Regions from separate parts of the Homo sapiens genome. Here region 2 is linked to region 1. Evidence: read pairs that join two places in POLR2A ChIA-PET (ENCODE). Cell type or tissue: CD4-positive, alpha-beta T cell. All regions are shown on one strand. Links, peaks and the distances in the headings refer to the core of each region. The heading gives the core; the rest is flanking DNA. Region 1 overlaps AFF1 (ALF transcription elongation factor 1). Region 2 overlaps NUDT9 (nudix hydrolase 9).

Region 1 (8,000 bases), core at 1-8,000:
GTATTTTACCCTCTCTGTGGGATGCTGGGCTGTTAAACCAACAAGGTGTGGTCCACTTTCACAAGCATATTAACATTCCTGCCTCCTAGCAAGGGCCTCCAAGAACCTCCATAACCTATCCCCTACCACGGCCTGTCCCTGACACACATGTCCATTTTCCATTCTGGCAGGCTTGGCCTCCCTGCTCTTTTTGGTGTTGTGATGACTCTCCCCACAAGACTTGCATTGTGCTCTCTCCCTCCTTTCAGCTGTGACCTGGGGTGGCCTTTATCAGTAGTTTTCCCTAACTACCCTGTATAAAAGAGTGACCTCTAGCCATCCTTTCTCTTTTATCCTTTTCCCTCCACAAGCTTGTTACCCATTGAGAAATGGTGTATTTTAGTTGTCTTCCTCCTCTAGACTAGCGGGGATATTTTTCGGCTCAGAGTTGTAGCCATAGGGTCTAGAGCAGTGCCTGGCACATAGTAAGTGCTCAGAATAAATGCAGAAGGAAAGATTCTACACGATAAACTTGATTGAATACCTATATACAGTATTTAATAGACATGGTTTAGAGTAATATTTTAGATTTTGTTTCTGTTAAAAGTATATCATTCTTTTACCTTGTCATACTTACTGATTTAATCTACTGATTTAACTTCAGATTTTCCCTCATTTACACTCTTGTGATTTTTCTCATTTCCTTATTTGACATCAGATAATCTTCACTTCGTCCATGGAGTTTAAATAATCTTTTATAACTCCAGCACCATTTTTATCATATCAACCATTAACCTCTTTCACTAGAGTTAATCATGTAGAGTCAGTTTCCCCTCTATCTTGTTACCCCATAATTCCTGTGGAAAGTTTCCCATGAACTTGAATTCTGCCTTCTAACTATTGTCACCATTTGGAGATTTCCTATTATATGTTGTGTCACAACTGCTGGAGATCTACCTTTTCACTTTTTCATCTCTTCTTCGTTTAGCCTGCTTCGTAATTTGTAACCTCCCACCATCTCTTAGAATGCACGGGCAGTCCTTATTTCTGGCATACATCAAGAAAGGAATCAGAGCCTGATTGCTTTGAAAATGCCAGGATTCTACGGCCAGGCTCACACCTGTAATCCCAACACTTTGGGAGGCTGAAATGAGAGGACTGCTTGAGCCTGGGAGTTTGAGACCAGCCTGTGCATATAGTAAGACCTCGTCTCTACAAAAGATTTCTTTAAAAAATTGCCAAGCATGGTGGCACAAACCTTTGGTCCCAGCTACTCAGGAGGCTTAAGTAGGAGGGTCACTTGAACCTGGACGGCGAAGAGTTTGCAGTGAGCCATAATGGTGCCACTGCACTCCAGCATGGGCGACAGAGTGAGACCTTGTCTGAAAAAGAAAAAAAAAAATCCTGGGATTCTGGATGTGCTCTGGAGCCCAGCCTCTTTCTCCTGCCTTGTGTGCCATTGCCCATCCTATCCCCGGATCAGTTTCAGATTTGTGAGATTCTATAAGTTTACACATTCTCACATACTTGTTAGTGGTTCCCGAAAAGTGTTACTTTTCTTATTATTTTTAGCACACCTGATACCATGGCTGTGACTTACTAATTTTAAGTAACTACTATGAGCACTTACTCTTTCTCAAAGTGATCTTAAGAAATGTTAAGCCAAGAAATAAGGTTATGTAAATACTTTTTGGGTCTGAATTGAGATGTTACAAAATATTGGCAGTGAAAGCTTTGGGCAAGCCCAGTACTAAGAAATGGAAAATAAATGGCGACTTGTCTTTATGTCTTCACACAGTAGCAATCGGGTTGACTCACTGCAGCGTGTCTGCCAGAACCTGTATGTGGCTCTTTAAGCTTTGCTAGAACAGCTGCCTGAAAAAGCAGTTGTACAAAGGGTTTTGAGAATTGTTTGTTACCTGTAAGCAAAAAGTTTACCTAACCAAATGTAAAATGTGATTAAATCTACATGTAAAGAGTTGCTTTACCTGAGCGATTTGGCTTCTTTTGAACAGTGTCAAAGTAGGTAATACGGTTGTATATGTTTTGAAATAACTGCCTTGACTTGGCATTTGGAAATGAAACTTGTTATTTGACCAGTTAAAGTATATAAGGTTTAAAAGTTAATTTGTCTTCATAAGGGAAACATAACATATTGAGTTCCAATAGGAAAGTAGTTTTATTTTAAATCAAAGTCTCTCTCTTGGTGGGTTCTGGAATTTAGATTTAATTCCATCAGTTGGGTTTTCTAACCATTGTGTAATACATTGGCCAGAACAAGGGGATCTTGGGCATGTCAGGTGGCTGTTTTCCTCATCCTTAGAATGTGAAGGGATGGTCAAAAGCCACCACACAGGATTGTAATGATAAGCAGTGTCTGTTCTGATCACATAGTGGGCACAGCTACATGATACTGTTATTCAACAAAGGGGTCCTATTCATTCAGCCTGCTGTTTTAGGATACCTACCAGTTTCTAGACAGAATATAAAAGGTGAAAATGATTTGATCCTAATTAAAAAAAAATTTATAGGTGAGAAAGAAGAAGCATATCCATTGAGCTTTCTGTTCTCTTGACCTAGGCTTTATTGCCGTGACTGAGACTGGGTCTAAGAGATTTGGATTCTCTTGTCATGGGGACAGAGGTGCTCACCCAGGTGTGCTGTAGTTCATCTCCTCATTTTTCACATTCAACGACTGATTCTTCACATATAGTATGTGCTTGGCTTCAAATACAGTTTGTGGGACAGGCAGAGGACCTTAGCCTCTTAAATTTAAAAGAAATTTAAATTCCTTTAAAATTTGTCCTTAGGCCTAAAAATCCTTCACCTGTCATCAAACTGTCTTCAGCTACATAGATTTTCTGTTTAAAAAAAATTCTAATGGCATTCATGATTAATTTTCTATATTAGCATAACTTAGTTATGACTTGTAACTTAAAAAAAGTAGATGTTGTACATGTTTTTTAATCAAAAACTTTAGAAAAAAATTTTTTTCTTGCTGCCATTTTCTCCTCCAATAATAGCATGCTAGTTTACGTTGAGATACCCACCTCTGGTGATACAGTAAATCAGGCTTTCTGGAATAGTTTGTGGTTACTCTTGGCTGTGCCAGCAGACACTAGTAATACACATATCTGCTGATTCTCATGTGAGATATGTTTATTCTTTATCAAATAAATTATACTCACAAATTTTTATTAAGTAAAATACTTTATGTATAAATCCCAATACATCCCAAATGAGGGAGGAGAGGTTTTGTTTGACCATACTGGTTTATCATTTCTGAGTGTTTCTTTGGAGACAGCTTTTGCAATCTTCCTTCAGAGATCACAGTCCGTACTCTTTAGGTTTGGAATAGGTTTTGTATCTGTAGGCTTATTTTGTTACTATCTATGTAATTCTCTGCAGGGAAAATTTTTAGAATCTGGGACAGCATTTTCATGGTGCCTGTTTATCCTGAAGAGGAAGTGGAGCCAAAAGTCAGAACTTTCTCTAACTTTCTGACTTACTTTAGGAGAGTATATTCTTGGAAGTTAGATGTTTGGTAGCTAGAAGAGAAAGTTACAGAATTTTTAATCCTGTGCTCAAAACAGGAAATGTGGTTGGATTACATGATCATTGATGTTACAGGAATTAAGGCAAATCAGTTTTATTCAAAACAAACCTAGTAACTAAGAAAGAGGTCAGTTTTTTGTTTTGTTGTGGTTGGTGACTAATGCTGAATACACTTTGCCAGATTTTTTTCTGGTTGTATTATACTTTACATTTATTTCAAAGATACATCTTTTATCTTTTGTTTGTGTATAACTCAGCCCAGCCACCATTTAGCAATAAACCTGTTGAGTGACTTTTTTTGTATACCATTACGTTGCTAACTGACAAGTCCTATGACTGAAGGCTATATTTTCTAGCCTTGAAAAAATATGAATTTAGCTGTGCAGGGTGGCTCACGCCTGTAACCCCAGCAGTTTAGGAGGCTGAGGTGGGCAGACCACTTGAACCCGGAGCTCTAGACCAGCCTAGGCAGCATAGTAAGACCTCATCTCTACAAAAACACAAAAATTAGCCGGGCATGGTGGCCTGTGCCTGTAGTCCCAACTATTCGGGAGGCTGAGGCAAGAGGATTGCCTGAGCCCAGGAGGCAGAGGTTGCAGTAAGCCAAGATCACACCTGGGTAACAGAGTGAGACCCTGTCTCAAAAAGAAATAAAAATATGAATTTAGCTTCTGTTAGATAAATATTGAGCAAGATCTACATTTACAAGTTGCTAACAGTTTTCATTTTATTTAGAAACTTATCCCAGTATGTTTTTAGTACATTTATGAAAGTTGTTTCTTGGCAGAATTACCACCTCATGTAGGCGGTCATTTACGAAACAGCCAAGTTTCGTTCATTTTCATTAGAAAACATAGTGATTTTTACCAGGATTTCCAAAGACACCATGCCTGCTTTCTTCAGTGGTAGATATGGCTTTGCAGTAAAAATTGTTGATCAGATTTTTGAATAGGTGTTTTTGGAAATACTGAAGGATTTTAACCTCAAATAATTTGCCGGTGGAGTTTTTAAAATTTGACAACACATGTACAGATTGACAAATGTTTGCTTTTTACTATTTAGGTTCACCATAAGCCAGAATGCCTACAGATACATTAATCCAAGTTTGAGGAAATTTTTTTTTTTTTCCTCACTGAAACAATAGCAATAAGGTTAAACATAATGTGTAGACAATCGAGTTTGTATTACTGTTCTTCCCATTGATCAGTGTTCACATAGGCAAAAGAGAATAATTTATTGTCAAAAATAAAGCTCACTATTAATAATGTCCTTTAGACAGAAATGTAAAGTAACTGCACTGTTGGGTGATGTTTGCCTTGATAGCATCATACATCTTACTGTGTATTTAATTCTAATGTTGAACTTTTTATGTGCCTGGCACTGTTCTGAGTGCTTTACAAATATTCATTCATTCAACTTTAATTCATTTAATGGCTAACTACTTTAGTTCAGTTAGAGCTTATGGAAGAAAGTAATTGAGTATATTATGTATCCCTCCCCATTTGTTTTGTTTGCATGGACCCTGACTTCACTGATTAGGAGTGAAGGACTTTAGTCTCAGGGCTCGCAACGAATCCTTGTCTTGTGGTAGTTCTGCTTCAGTGTTGTAGCATGTGAAAGAGTCTGTTTTGAGATGGTAAGAGGCTTGCACTTAACTGGTTTCTGTGTTATAATTGTATAATTATAATTGTATTCGTACATTGTAATTGTATAATTGTAAAACTTAACATTTTCAGGAAGTCACAGCCTTTAATAAATAAAGAAAACTTACACATATCCTCTCTCTTTGTTTAATTAGGCATATTTTCTATTTACATGCTAGAAAAGTTGTTAGAAATCATTTCACATTCATTCTTCTCTGTGTCCCTGCCCATTCCAGCATGCTCGAAGACGACCTTCAGCTCAGTGACAGTGAGGACAGTGACAGTGAACAAGTAAGTGTTGCACAGCCTGTAATACCAGGAGTCCTTTTAAATACATCTAACAGATCTGAGCTGCTTGTTCTAACCTGTTTTTTGTTCTTTTCCTGGTCTTTCTTCCCCTTATTGTGAATGCCTAGACCCCAGAGAAGCCTCCCTCCTCATCTGCACCTCCAAGGTACCGTGTGGGTTTCTCCCCATCTGTACAGAATGTTTGCAATTTTTTACCAAATGGGAAAAATAAAGCCTTATTTAGTACTTTCACATTTTTTGTCATGGGAAGGAGCTGAAGGATCACAGTAAAAGGAAAGTACCTGTTTAATATTTTGGAAGCTTAAATCAGCCATAGGGAGGTTGTTAACCCTATAGAAGCGAGAGCCCCACACTCATCTACATCATCAGTATAGATGTTAAAGATTTTTAAGAGTTTACAGGCTGGGCGTGCTAGCTCACGCCTGTAATCCCAGCACTTTGGGAGGCTGAGGTGGGCAGATCACTTGAGGTCAGGAGTTCGAGACCAGCCTGGCCAACATGGTGAAACCCTGTCTCTACTAAAAATACAAAAATTAGCCAGGCATGGTGGCGCATGCCTGTAGTCCCAGCTACTCGGCAGGCTGAGCCAGGAGAATCGCTTGAACCCAGGAGATGGAGGCTGCAGTGAGCTGAAATCGTGCCACTGCACTCCAGCTTGGGTGACAGAGCGAGACTCTGTCTCAAAAAAGGAGTTTACAAACAAGCTTAAAATACAATTTATCATCAGTATTAGGTAATCAATATTTGAAAAGTTAAACTGACGAGCCCAGTGTTTTAATGGAGGTAACAGATTTGCTGTTTTCAATAAAGCTCAGTTATTTCCAGAACTTCTTTTCCATTATGCCTGTTTTCTTAGTTACATGAATTTTCATATTGTTTCAGCTGCTTTTCAAAATGACCAGCAGTACATTTTAGTGTGATGGGAAATGGAATAAGCCAGCCATACTTTAGGAAATGTGATGATTTAATTTTTGAAAATATGAACTATTTGAACTTCTTTTATAATACTTTCCTCTGGTAATATGCCAGGTACCTGCCTTTCATGGACAAAGTTATTTTACTCACTTGAGATGTGCTCATCCACTCAGAGACGACATTAGCAATAAAATCTTGTCCATTATGCAGGGGATGTTACAGTTAATGTGGAGGAAGCCCATGTGATTATGTGCACTCTTACAGATTCATAAGGTTTGCTTGTTCAATTATATCTTATTTTGTTCAGTAATTTCTGGTGGGTTATGATGACTCATAAAACATGACAAGGTAGCCTAACTTCTAAAAGTGGAGGAAAAGGAAAAAGAAGAGACCAAGCGGGGGTACAAATTTGAGGCAGGAGTAACATTGAGAGTGTATCCCCTTTTGCTCATCACTGGCTTACGCTCTTCAGCTGCCATGGAGACAGGGCCACCAACTGGGTGCAGCATTTCTGTGAGGAAATTATATAGTGGTATCGTGTGTGTTTTAAAGTTACCTCAACTAGTGATTTTGTTATTGTTTAATAATTTTTATTCTAATATGTGTTATTTATGAATCTATTTTGAAAATATTTTAGGTAGATTTGAAATCTGTCCAGATTATAGTTAATGACTTATTGCTTTAATTAATACCATCTAGGGTGAAGCTTTAAGATTATATATGCTTTGAAATTATATATGTGTCTAGCAGTGTGATCAATGTGTTTTCTTACTAACTTAGATTTATTGCCCCATTCTTAAAATTTGGAGTAGATAATCTCTACTTTGTCTGACATTTGGGGATGATCCCTAAGCCACTTACGAAGAATGGTCCGTTTTGTAGTTCTTCCAGGAAGTGTGAGTGGTTGGTTACTTTTGAGTTCACCTTGCAAAGGAACACCATTTATATTTAGTGGTCTTTGGCTACCACCCAGTTCTTGTTTAGAGAATATAGGGAGATTTTAACTTACTGGCTTTTCTTACAGAAATTAATTTGATTTGGTTATGTGTAACAGAGACCAGCAAACTTAAAAGGATCAGATAGTAAATATTTTAGGCTTTGTGGGCCATATATGTCTCTATTGCAGCTGTTCAAATCTGCCATTGCAGCATAAAAGCAAACATAGTACATTAAAAAAATGGGTATGGGTGTCTTCCAATAAGACTTTATTTAGAAAAGCAGGCAGCCAGCCTAGGCAATGGTTTACCAACCCTTGATATGAAGCACCCAGCATCTAACTTAAATTTTGGATCACTTGACATATTCTTCAGGAGTAAAATTTCACAGGCTTCTCTTTTATGCATTTATCTGGCAATCAGTTTTCAGAGGTTTTTGCTTTTCTATTAAACTACTTTGGGCCTCTCTCAGTTGGATGACATGATAGTTTAGCAGTGTATCTAATACCAAGGCCCGCCCTTTTGAGTAGCAGGAAAATGGGCAAGGGAGAAAGAAGAAATCCACCTTGTATCGTGCCTTCTAATTTTATCTTTTGGTTGCTTTGCAGTGCTCCACAGTCCCTTCCAGAACCAGTGGCATCAGCACATTCCAGCAGTGCAGAGT
Region 2 (9,804 bases), core at 797-8,796, 340 kb after region 1:
TAGGAAATGAGAATAATGAGAAAGTGAAGAGAGATCTAGGTGTTCCAGAAGAAACCAGGAACGTTCCAGTTTGAATTTAGGAGTATAGGTGAAAACTGAAACAAATCATCACATTGTAGAACCACTTGGGGTATGAGAGCCTCTTTCTGGATCAAGTTTAAAGCATATCACATGCGCAAAAGAAAAATTAAATAGCAGTGTCATGAAATACATGACTTCAGCACCAGATATGTGATAGTTCCATTGGATTTGTAAGGACTTATTCTGTCTTACTGCTTATGTTCTCTTCTTTTGGGTTATATCAAATCAGGTTAAAAAGATGAACACATTCAATTGATTTTATGCTTTTTTTGTTTTTCCAGAAATCCTGCAGGACGGACTGGACTGGTGGGCCGGGGGCTTTTGGGGCGATGGGGCCCAAATCACGCTGCAGATCCCATTATAACCAGGTAAGAACCAATAAAAAGCATATCAGTAGCAAAGAGCTAAGTGATAGAAAAATTGCAGACTGTAGCTATGTTTGTGTATATATGTATACCTGTGTGTATATACATATGTATGTGTTTGTATATATATGTATGTATACAGTCATGCATTGCTTAACAATGAGGACACGTTCTGAGAAATGCATTATTAGGTGATTTTGTTGTTGTGTGAACATCATAGAGTATATTTACATAAAACTAGATTGTGTAGGTGCAATTGTATAAGTAGTATACACCTATGCCATATGCTATAGCCTATTGCTCTTAGGCTACAAGCCTGTACAGCATGTTACTGTACTGAATACTATAGGCAACTGTAACACAATTGTAAGTGTATGTATATCTAAACATAGGGAAAGTAGGTAAAAACACGATATAAAAGATAAAAAACCATACACCTGTTTTGGGCACTTACCCTGAATGGAGCTTATAGGACTGGAAGTTGATCTGGGTGAGTCAGTGAGTGGTGAGTGAACATGAAAGCCTAAGACATTACTGTCCCCTATTGTAGAGTTTATAAACACTGCATACTTAGGCTACACCAAATTTATAAAAAATATTTTCATTTTGTTAATAATAAATTGACCTTAACTTACTGTAACTTCTTTATAAACTTAAACATTTTTAAAACCTTTTTGGCTTTTTTATAGTAACAGCTTAAAACACATCATGCAACTGTACAAAAATAGTTTCTTTTGTTACCTCCTTATTCTGTGCACTTTTTTTAATTTAAAAAAAGTTGTTTCTTCTGTTTGTTTTTAAACTGTTTGTTAAAAACTAAGACACAAACACACACATTAGCCTATGGCTATACAAGGTCAGGATCATCAATATCACTGTTTTCCACCTCCACATCTTGTCCCACTGGAAAGTTGTCAGGGGCAGTAATATGCATGGAGCTGTCATCTCCTATGATAATAACGCCTTCCTCTTGAATATCTCCTGAATGACCTGCCTGAGGCTGTTTTACAGTTAACTTTTTTTATAAGTAGAAGGAATATACTCTAAAATAATGATAAAAAGTACAGTATAGTAAATACATAAGCCAGTAACATAGTCACTTATTATCAAGTATTATATACTGTATGTGATTGTACTCTTATGACTGGCAGTGCAGTAGGTTTGTTTACGTCAGCATCACCACAAGCATGTGAGTAATGCATTGGGTGAGGATATTGACAATGGCTTATGACATCATTAGGTGATAGGAATGTTTCAGCTCCATTGTAATCTTATGGGACCACCGTTGCATATGTGGTCTGTTATTGACCAAAACATCATTATGTGGCACGACTATACACACACACACATGCCTGCACATGTATATTACATAAATATGCATGCAGATGTATATATAATTGATATTTTAAAGAGACTTTATATAAAATCATAGTGATGCGATGTAAGTATAAAGCTGTACTTATATGAGTAGGTTAGGCATTATATAAAGAAGGTAAATTCTATTTATGCATCTATTTATTGAACATCTATTTGTTCTCAGCATTGAGTAGGCACTTTGGTAAATATAAAAAATTCTAAGAATCCTAAGCTGGTTCTCTGTCACTGAAGAGCAATGGCTTTAGTTGCAAGATGGAAAATGTGAAGTAAGAAAACATGTTAAATGTGATCAAATAATATGGGTGATTCAGGATGCTTTAGAAGATTAGAAGATTGGATGTGGGTCATGACTGTGGTAAACTAGTGCACCCAAGAAAGGCTTTATAAAGCAGGTAGATTTGAGCTGAACTTGAACCTTGGGTAGGGAGACAGCAGGAAGCCTAAGAAAAGGGTTTGTAGTAATATCTGAGTAGAGACCAGCTTGGTTGAAACAGAATATTCTTGTAGAAGAGTAGTGGGCGAAAAATGAAACTTAAAGTTAATTTTTGTGCAGTTTTATTGTGGAGAATTTTAAATGCCAAAGTTAGGAGTATGGACTGGAGCCATTGAAGGTTTCAGAACGGGGGAGAGGCATTCTCTTCCGAGGCAGACCTATGTGGTAAGCCAAATCATATTCAAGTCTCTTGATGAGCATGAATCAGAATTAAGAAGGTCAGTGAATCTAATGTTTAGATATGCTTAGCTATCTCCACAGGAATCATCTTTCTAATGTACCTGAAATATTGTCATATTTGTCATCCTTTTAATTTTTATTTTTTTACTTTTAGAATTTCTTTGCTGACCATCTGTCTCCCCACGTGGAATTGTCATGTTCTTTCTTTAAATAATGCAAATATCCTCATATTGTTACTTTCTTAGTTTTGATATTTTGGGGGCTTTTCTTCAAGGAGACTCTGTTTTTCTTTGATCTGAGATATAATAATAATTTGATAGTTTAACTCTTTATATATTTTTTTATTTTCAAGTTACTGGAAGAGGCACCCATTCTCACCCGGTCTTATTTTCTTACTTGCCCTCTTGATTCTCCTGCCAAAAAGGATCTTTACCCAACCCCAAATTTTATCTTCCCTCCATCCATCCATCCACTTACTCACCCATTCACCTACCTACTTACTTAACTACTGATCAGCCTACCTCTCCATCCACATACTGTTAGAACCTCTATGGTTTAAATGAGATGGAAAGAGTTAATAAAAAAAATATTAATGGCAGTGTTAGTTTCTGATTTTGGTGAAGCTGGCTAAAAACAGGAAGGTATGAAATGTTTGAAACAGGAATGTAATGCTAGTAAGGGGACAAGAGCAGAAAAGGGAAGCCAGAGTTTTGAAGGTTAGAATCTAGTTAGCTTATCTTTATCTATGGTGGACCCAATAGTGGCTGGGAGTATACATGGTGATTGTGTATCAAGTTGTTTTGAAATGGTAGACTTTTTTAGCTTAACTTTGTCATACAGATAAGAGAACTGAAGGCTTAGAGATGGTCCGAGGCTATAAGAGAGCCCACAGGTGGCAGAGTCTGGCTTTCAACTGTACTCTTAAGTTGATGTTCTTTGTTATCTCAATAATGCATTAATTAATAATTAATAGTAATGCATTAATTAATAAATTGATGAGTTCCTCTAAATAGATGAGAGGCAGCAGAAATGGAACAGAGAAGAATGAAAGATGTTGAAGGAAGATTCAAGCCTTAGATGAATTGTTAAAAGTATTCTACTTTTAGACTAGTCTATTCCAGGCATCCTGTCAGTGCTATCATTAGTTTTTCTATTTGTTTTTCACAGAAGCCCCTCCAAGTAGGTATTGATATATCTATTTTGAGGATTTGAAAATAGAGACTCACTGGGGTTAAGTTACTTGCCTAAATGTTGTAGATCTGACATCTGAATCAGGGGTAAGTGGCTTTAAATACTGTACTTTTTCTGTTACACCACTAGTGAGTCTTTACTATACTGTACTTTTTATCATTGTTTTAGAGTATATTCATTCTACTGGAGAATCACCCAGGCACTTTCAGAGCCAAGATTTCACCCCCCTTTCTTTCAAGTATGCACTTCATGATTCAAAACAGCGTTGTTCAGGATTTCATAAACTTTTTCAGAAGCTCCGGGGCAGGTGTTAAATTTTCGGATTCCCAGGCATCTCTCCTAGAGATTGTCCAGGTACAATTATCAAAAGTTTCTTCAGATCCTCTAGAGTCAAAATGAGTTGGGAAGTGTTAATATATTATTGTGAATAAATTCAGGTCAAACAATTGATGACAATTTCATTTTCTGTTCACTTTTGGTTAAAGACAGGAAGGTACATACTGTTAGAACTGGGGAGGGAATAGCAATAGGGCATAGAAATATTACTGATATTCAGTAAATGTTTATTAGGTTCGTCAATTAAAATGATGTATTAGTTCTGTTAGATCAAGAAATTTTGTTTTAAAATTGGTGATAATGTATTTAATACTAATAAATAATATAGCAAGAAGCTACTCTGCTTAAAATCCATACATTTGTCCTTCAGAATAAAATCTGAGAACATATGCAAGCTGCTGATCATCTCTCTGATCCTGCCTTCTCCCCAGTAGCATCTCTCTCTTTTTTTTTTTTTTTGAGATGGGTCTTGCTATGTTACCCTGGCTGGTCTTGAACTCCTGATCTCAAGCAGTCCTCCCACCTCGGCTTCCCAAAGTGCTAAGATTACAGGCAGGAGCCACCACACTACACCTGGCCAGTGGCCAGCATCTCTCTCTATTCTGTTTCTCATCCTTGTTTCATAGTCACAACTGGCTGGCTGAAGAGCAGTAGCTGTATTGAGTCTTTGTTTTCCCAGCTCCTTGCATGTGATGTGTAGTAGGTGCCAGTAAATGTTTATGAGTGAACATAGCCACCATTTGCCTTCTTATCTTTCCTTTTTTTTTTTTTTTTTTTAAGACAGATTCTAGCTCTGTCGCCCAGGCTGGAGTGTAGTGGTGCTATCTCGGCTCACTGCAACCTCCAAGTGATTCTCCTGCTTCAGCCTCCCAAGTAGCTGGGACTATAGGTGCACACCACCCCGCCCAGCTAATTTTTTGTATTTAGTAGAGACAGGGTTTCACCATGTTGGCCAGGATGGTCTTGATCTCTTGACTTCGTGATCTGCCTGCCTCGGCCTCTCAAAGTGCTGGGATTACAGGCGTGGGCCACTGCTCCTGGCCGTCTTTCCTCTTATCTAATTAGTGTAAACATTCTGCTTGTTCAGTTTAAGTAGATAGTATAGTAATTAAGAACACAGATTCTGGAACCAGATTGTCCAGGTTCAAAGTTGTGTTTACGCCCTTGTTAACACTGTAGTCTTGGGGAAGTTACCTAACTTTTCTGTGCCTCATTTTCCATATCTGTAAAATAAAGATAATAAAACAACTATGTTATAGGGTTGTTTTGAGGCTTAAATGGATAAATACATTAAAGCACTTAGAACAGTGTTTTATATATATATAATAAATGCTATCTAAATGGCTTTTAGAAAATAAAAATAAAATCCATACTGTCTTCTGTCCTGTCATCATCTTTTACCTGGATCATAGTAGTAGCCTCCCAGCTGATCTTCTTGAGTCCAGTCTTGCTTTCCTCCAGACCAACATACATGCTTTTGTCAAAGTGAGTGAGCTTTCTAAAATACAAACTGGTTATGGTTTTACCCTGCTTAAAAACACTCTCTGGCTCTCTAAGTAAACGAATTAGATGAATCTTGTCGTATAAGCCTGTTGCCCACTTTTCTGGTCTATCTTTTCCCTCACTGATGCCCATGGTGCTAGACCCCATATGAACATTCAGTTTCTTGAACACATTATTTTATTTTATGACTTTGTTTCTTGCTTATGTATTCCCCTTTCTGGCATTTTAAAAACAGATGTGCCCTCTTGTACTAATTATTATTTCATTTCTGTTTAATATACTCATCAAACTATCACCCTTCTGCTAATTTAGAGCCACTGCTAGACTATGAGCTCTTTCATGGGAGGAACTAGATATGGTAGATATGGTAGTCAGCTACTATATAAGGAAATTTGGAAACTCATATGCATACTAATATTTTATTGGGTTTCATCCAGAGTAATACTTATATCATAGACCTTCTTTTTTGGTTTAGCATTGGAAGTTTTTTTTTTTTTTGTTTTGTTTTGTTTTGCCTGAGAGATCATTAGGACAATTCCTAAAATTGGGCTAGAGGTTGATATGGAGGTGAGGAAGGGGAAGGGGAGATTTATTAATATCAACATCTCTGGCAAAGAGAGTGTGGTTAGAAAAAGTGTATTCTGAAACTAACATTGCCTTGATACTTTCTACAAAACCCATAAGCAATTCAATTTAAAATATAAAATAAAAGGATAGAGTTTTTTTTGTTTATCAAATCAGAGGGCATAAAGATTGAGAAGCAGGGCCGGGTGGCTTACACCTGTAATTGCAGCACTTTGGGATGCCGAGGTGGGAGGATGGCTTGAGGCCAGGAGTTCAAGACCAGCTGGGTAACATAGCAGGAGACCCCATTTGTAAAACAAAAAAAATTAGCTGGGCATGGTGGCCCACGCCTGTAGTCCTAGCTACACAGGAGGCTGAGACAGGAGGATTGCTTGAGCCCAGGAGTTTAAGGTTACAGTGAACTATGATTGCACCACTGTACTCTAGCCTTGGTGACAGAGCAAGACCCTGTCTTTTTAAAAAAAAAAAAAAAAAGATTGAGAAGTACTGCTTTTGACACCAGCTAAACTGGGTCATATAATCTGCTTTTCTCTTAGCACAGGGTGAACTGTTAAAAGCAAATTTTTTTTTTTTTTTTTTTTTTTTGAGATGGAGTCTCACTCTGTCATCCAGGCTGGAGTGTAATGGCACGATCTTTGCTCACTGCAGCCTCTGCCTCCTGGGTTCAAGTGATTCTCCTGCCTCAGCCTCCTGAGTAGCTAGGACTACAGGCACCCATCATCATGCCTAGCTAATTTTTGTATTTTTGTAGAAACAGGGCTTCACCATGTTGGCCAGGCTGGTCTTGAACTGCTGACCTCAGGTGATCCACCCACCTTGGCCTCCCAAAGTGCTGGGATTTCAGGTGTGAGTCACCACGCCTGGCCCAAAGCAAATCTTACCATGCCTTTTTCACTACCAGTAATTTTTTTTTTCTTATTTTTAGATAGGCCCTCTCTCTGTCGCCCAAGCTGGAGTGTAGTGGCACCATCTTATCTCAGTGCAACCTTAAACTCCTGGGTACAGTGACCCTTCTGCCTCAGTCTCCCAAGTAGCTAGGACTATAGGTGCATGCCACTGCACCCAGCTAATTTTTTATTTTTTGTAGAGATGAGGTCTTCCGTTGTTGCCCATCCTGGTCTTGAACTCCTGAGCTCAAGCAATTCTCCCAAAGTGTTGGGATTACAAGTGCGAGACACTGCGCCTGGCAACTACCAGTAATTTTTAAAAGGGGATTCGTAAACTTATTTTTTAAAAAACTTTGATAACCTTTTCTTTAAATTCTATTCTGCTACTTCTTTTTTTGTTAATACTTTAAGTAGTAAAAATTGTTTATATCCTGAATTTTCATTACAGATAATGTAGTGTCTTTTATGTAATGTAGACATTTGTCCTGGTTTGTAACAGTGATGAATATAGAATATTTCCAGTAAAAATCAATAGTTTTAAATAAAACTAGCTGATTTGAGATAAATTTATATATACTCTGCTTTAAAGAAAAAGTCCTTGTAACTTTATCTCAAGTTTGAGATAGAACCTTAGTTTTTGTTGTAAATCCGTTATGATTTTATATTACTATTCACAGATGGAAAAGGGATAGCAGTGGAAATAAAATCATGCATCCTGTTTCTGGGAAGCATATCTTACAATTTGTTGCAATAAAAAGGAAAGACTGTGGAGAATGGGCAATCCCAGGGGTAAGCATTAAAATTAAATTAGTGTTTAAGTTCCTTTTAGTTGCTTTACTTACTACAGGGTTATTGTTTGTGAATCTTTTCTATTCCATTTTCCTCTATTCCTTCCCACTTCATTTAGTAATTCTTATGTTTTTCATCCCTGCATGAAGTGTCATTGTCAGCAACAAGTTTAGGATAATCCAAGACTGTTAGAATCTGCGTGTAATTCTGACACCTTTGGGAAATAACGTGGGCTTTGAAGTTAGATGTAGGTCTGTGTTCTGGCCGTTCTACTTGCAGCTGGGTGATTGGGAGTTCAGGCCCTCATCTTTAAAATAAAGAGATCTACTTCACAGGATTATTAGAGATCACATTTAATAGGCATTCATTATGTTGGGTCCCATTTCAGAATTTAACCTCCACTCCAAGCCCAAGGTAGTATTTTTAAGCACTTTTTGGTTGAATTCTGATAACTTTTGACAATATTTAAAAAATTAGCTTTTGTTATTTACTGTTCTGTGTAGTTTAAATAATTTCTATAATGTTATCAAGATGAGTATACTTTTGTTGGCTTGTAGTTTGAATTTATGGCAGTGGTATATTTGAAGTGGCCATTTATTTTTTATTTTTTATTTATTTATTTATTTTGAGACAGAGTCTCACTCTGTTGCCCAGGCTGGAGTGCATTGGCGCAATCTTGGCTCATTGCAACCTTTGCCTCCTGGGTTCATGCAATTCTTGTGCCTCAGTCTCCCAACGTAGCTGGGATTACAAGTGTGTGCCGCTATGCCTGGCTAATTTTTGTAATTTTAGTAGAGACAGGTTTCACTGCGTTGGCCAGGCTGGTCTCGAACTCCTGGCCTCAAGCAATCTGCCTGCCCCGGGGCCTCCCAAAGTGCTGGGATTACAGGTGTGAGCCACCACACCTGGCCTGAAGTGGCCGTTTAAAATGTTTATGTGTGTGGTAGAGGGTTTTATATTTTATACCATATTGTGAAATGGAGATAGTTTGATATGAGGATGACTCTTTATAAAAACATACAGTTGTCTGCAAGAATGTTTTTTTCTGTGTAGAATAAAAATGAGTGGAAATAAGGATCTCAGCCGACTCTGATAAAAGTTTAGGCTAATTTCTTTTTCTTTTTCTTTTTTTTTTTTTTTTTTTTGAGACGGAGTCTCACTCTGTTGCCCGGCTGGAGTGCAATGGCATGATCTCAGCTTACTGCAGCCTCCACCTCCTGGGTTCAAGCAATTCCCTGCCTCAGCCTCCCGAGTAGCTGGGATTATAGGCGACCACCACCACACCTAGCTAATTTTTGTATTTTTAGTAGAGACAGGGTTTCACCATCTTGGCCAGGCTGGTCTTGAACTCCTGACCTCGTGATCCACCCACCCTGACCTCCCAAAGTGCTGGGATTACAGGCATGAGCCACTGTGCTTGGTGAACTTTAGGCTAATTTCTATGAGCCAAATAGTCAAACTTCACTTAGGTTGAAAGCAATAACGTAATAATGATTTCATCATAGAATCTTGCATTTTTATTGTTATTTAAAATTCTTATCAGGAAACTGCTGTCATTGTTATCATTTTGACAGTTATTCATCTAATCAGTGTATTTTTAGTATCTTCCTTTTGTCAGCTAATATTTTAGACACTGAGAATACAACAGAGCAACATGAACAAATAACCTCTGTCTTTTGGTGCTCCCATTCCAGTTGGAGAGACAGATAATATAAGATACATAAGTTAAATATATCGCATGTTAGAAGGCAGTAAGTATTAAGAAACAAAAGCAAGGTAGAGGACTAGGAAGTGTTTGAGAGTTTGCGATTTTAGACAGGGCAGTTAAGAGAAGACCTCCCTGAGGAGGTGCATGTTAGGTAACTATCTGAAGGAAATGAATTAGTGAACCATGCAGATATCTAGAGAAAAGCATCTTGGATAGAGATAATAGCAGGTACAAAGGCTCTCAGCGGGCAGCATGTTAGGCAGGTCCTGGGAACATTGAGGAGGTCAGTGTGGCTGGAATGGAATGAAC

The links. ChIA-PET counts read pairs that join two places held together with the same protein. Peaks named below come from ENCODE experiments on the same cell type or tissue, not always from the same donor. Only the 100,000 strongest peaks of a DNase experiment are listed, where the experiment ranks them.
Region 2: POLR2A ChIA-PET joins it to region 1 with 6 read pairs; 2 of 35 experiments call an interaction of 5 or more read pairs at or near these places.

What each region holds. Positions count from the first base shown.
Region 1 is chr4:87,100,215-87,108,214 of GRCh38, forward strand. It overlaps AFF1 (ALF transcription elongation factor 1), which reads left to right. Exons shown (of 21, transcript NM_001166693.3): 9 at 5,414-5,468; 10 at 5,594-5,631; 11 at 7,945-8,000. Among named protein-coding and RNA genes, the nearest start is that of KLHL8, 120 kb to the right of the region's middle. In CD4-positive, alpha-beta T cell, for the core only: no CTCF peak of the experiment used is centred there; a DNase peak (open chromatin) is centred at 3,687; H3K27ac peaks cover 3,276 bases.
Region 2 is chr4:87,441,467-87,451,270 of GRCh38, forward strand. It overlaps NUDT9 (nudix hydrolase 9), which reads left to right. Exons shown (of 8, transcript NM_024047.5): 4 at 363-449; 5 at 7,676-7,787. Among named protein-coding and RNA genes, the nearest start is that of NUDT9, 24 kb to the left of the region's middle. In CD4-positive, alpha-beta T cell, for the core only: no CTCF peak of the experiment used is centred there; no DNase peak of the experiment used is centred there.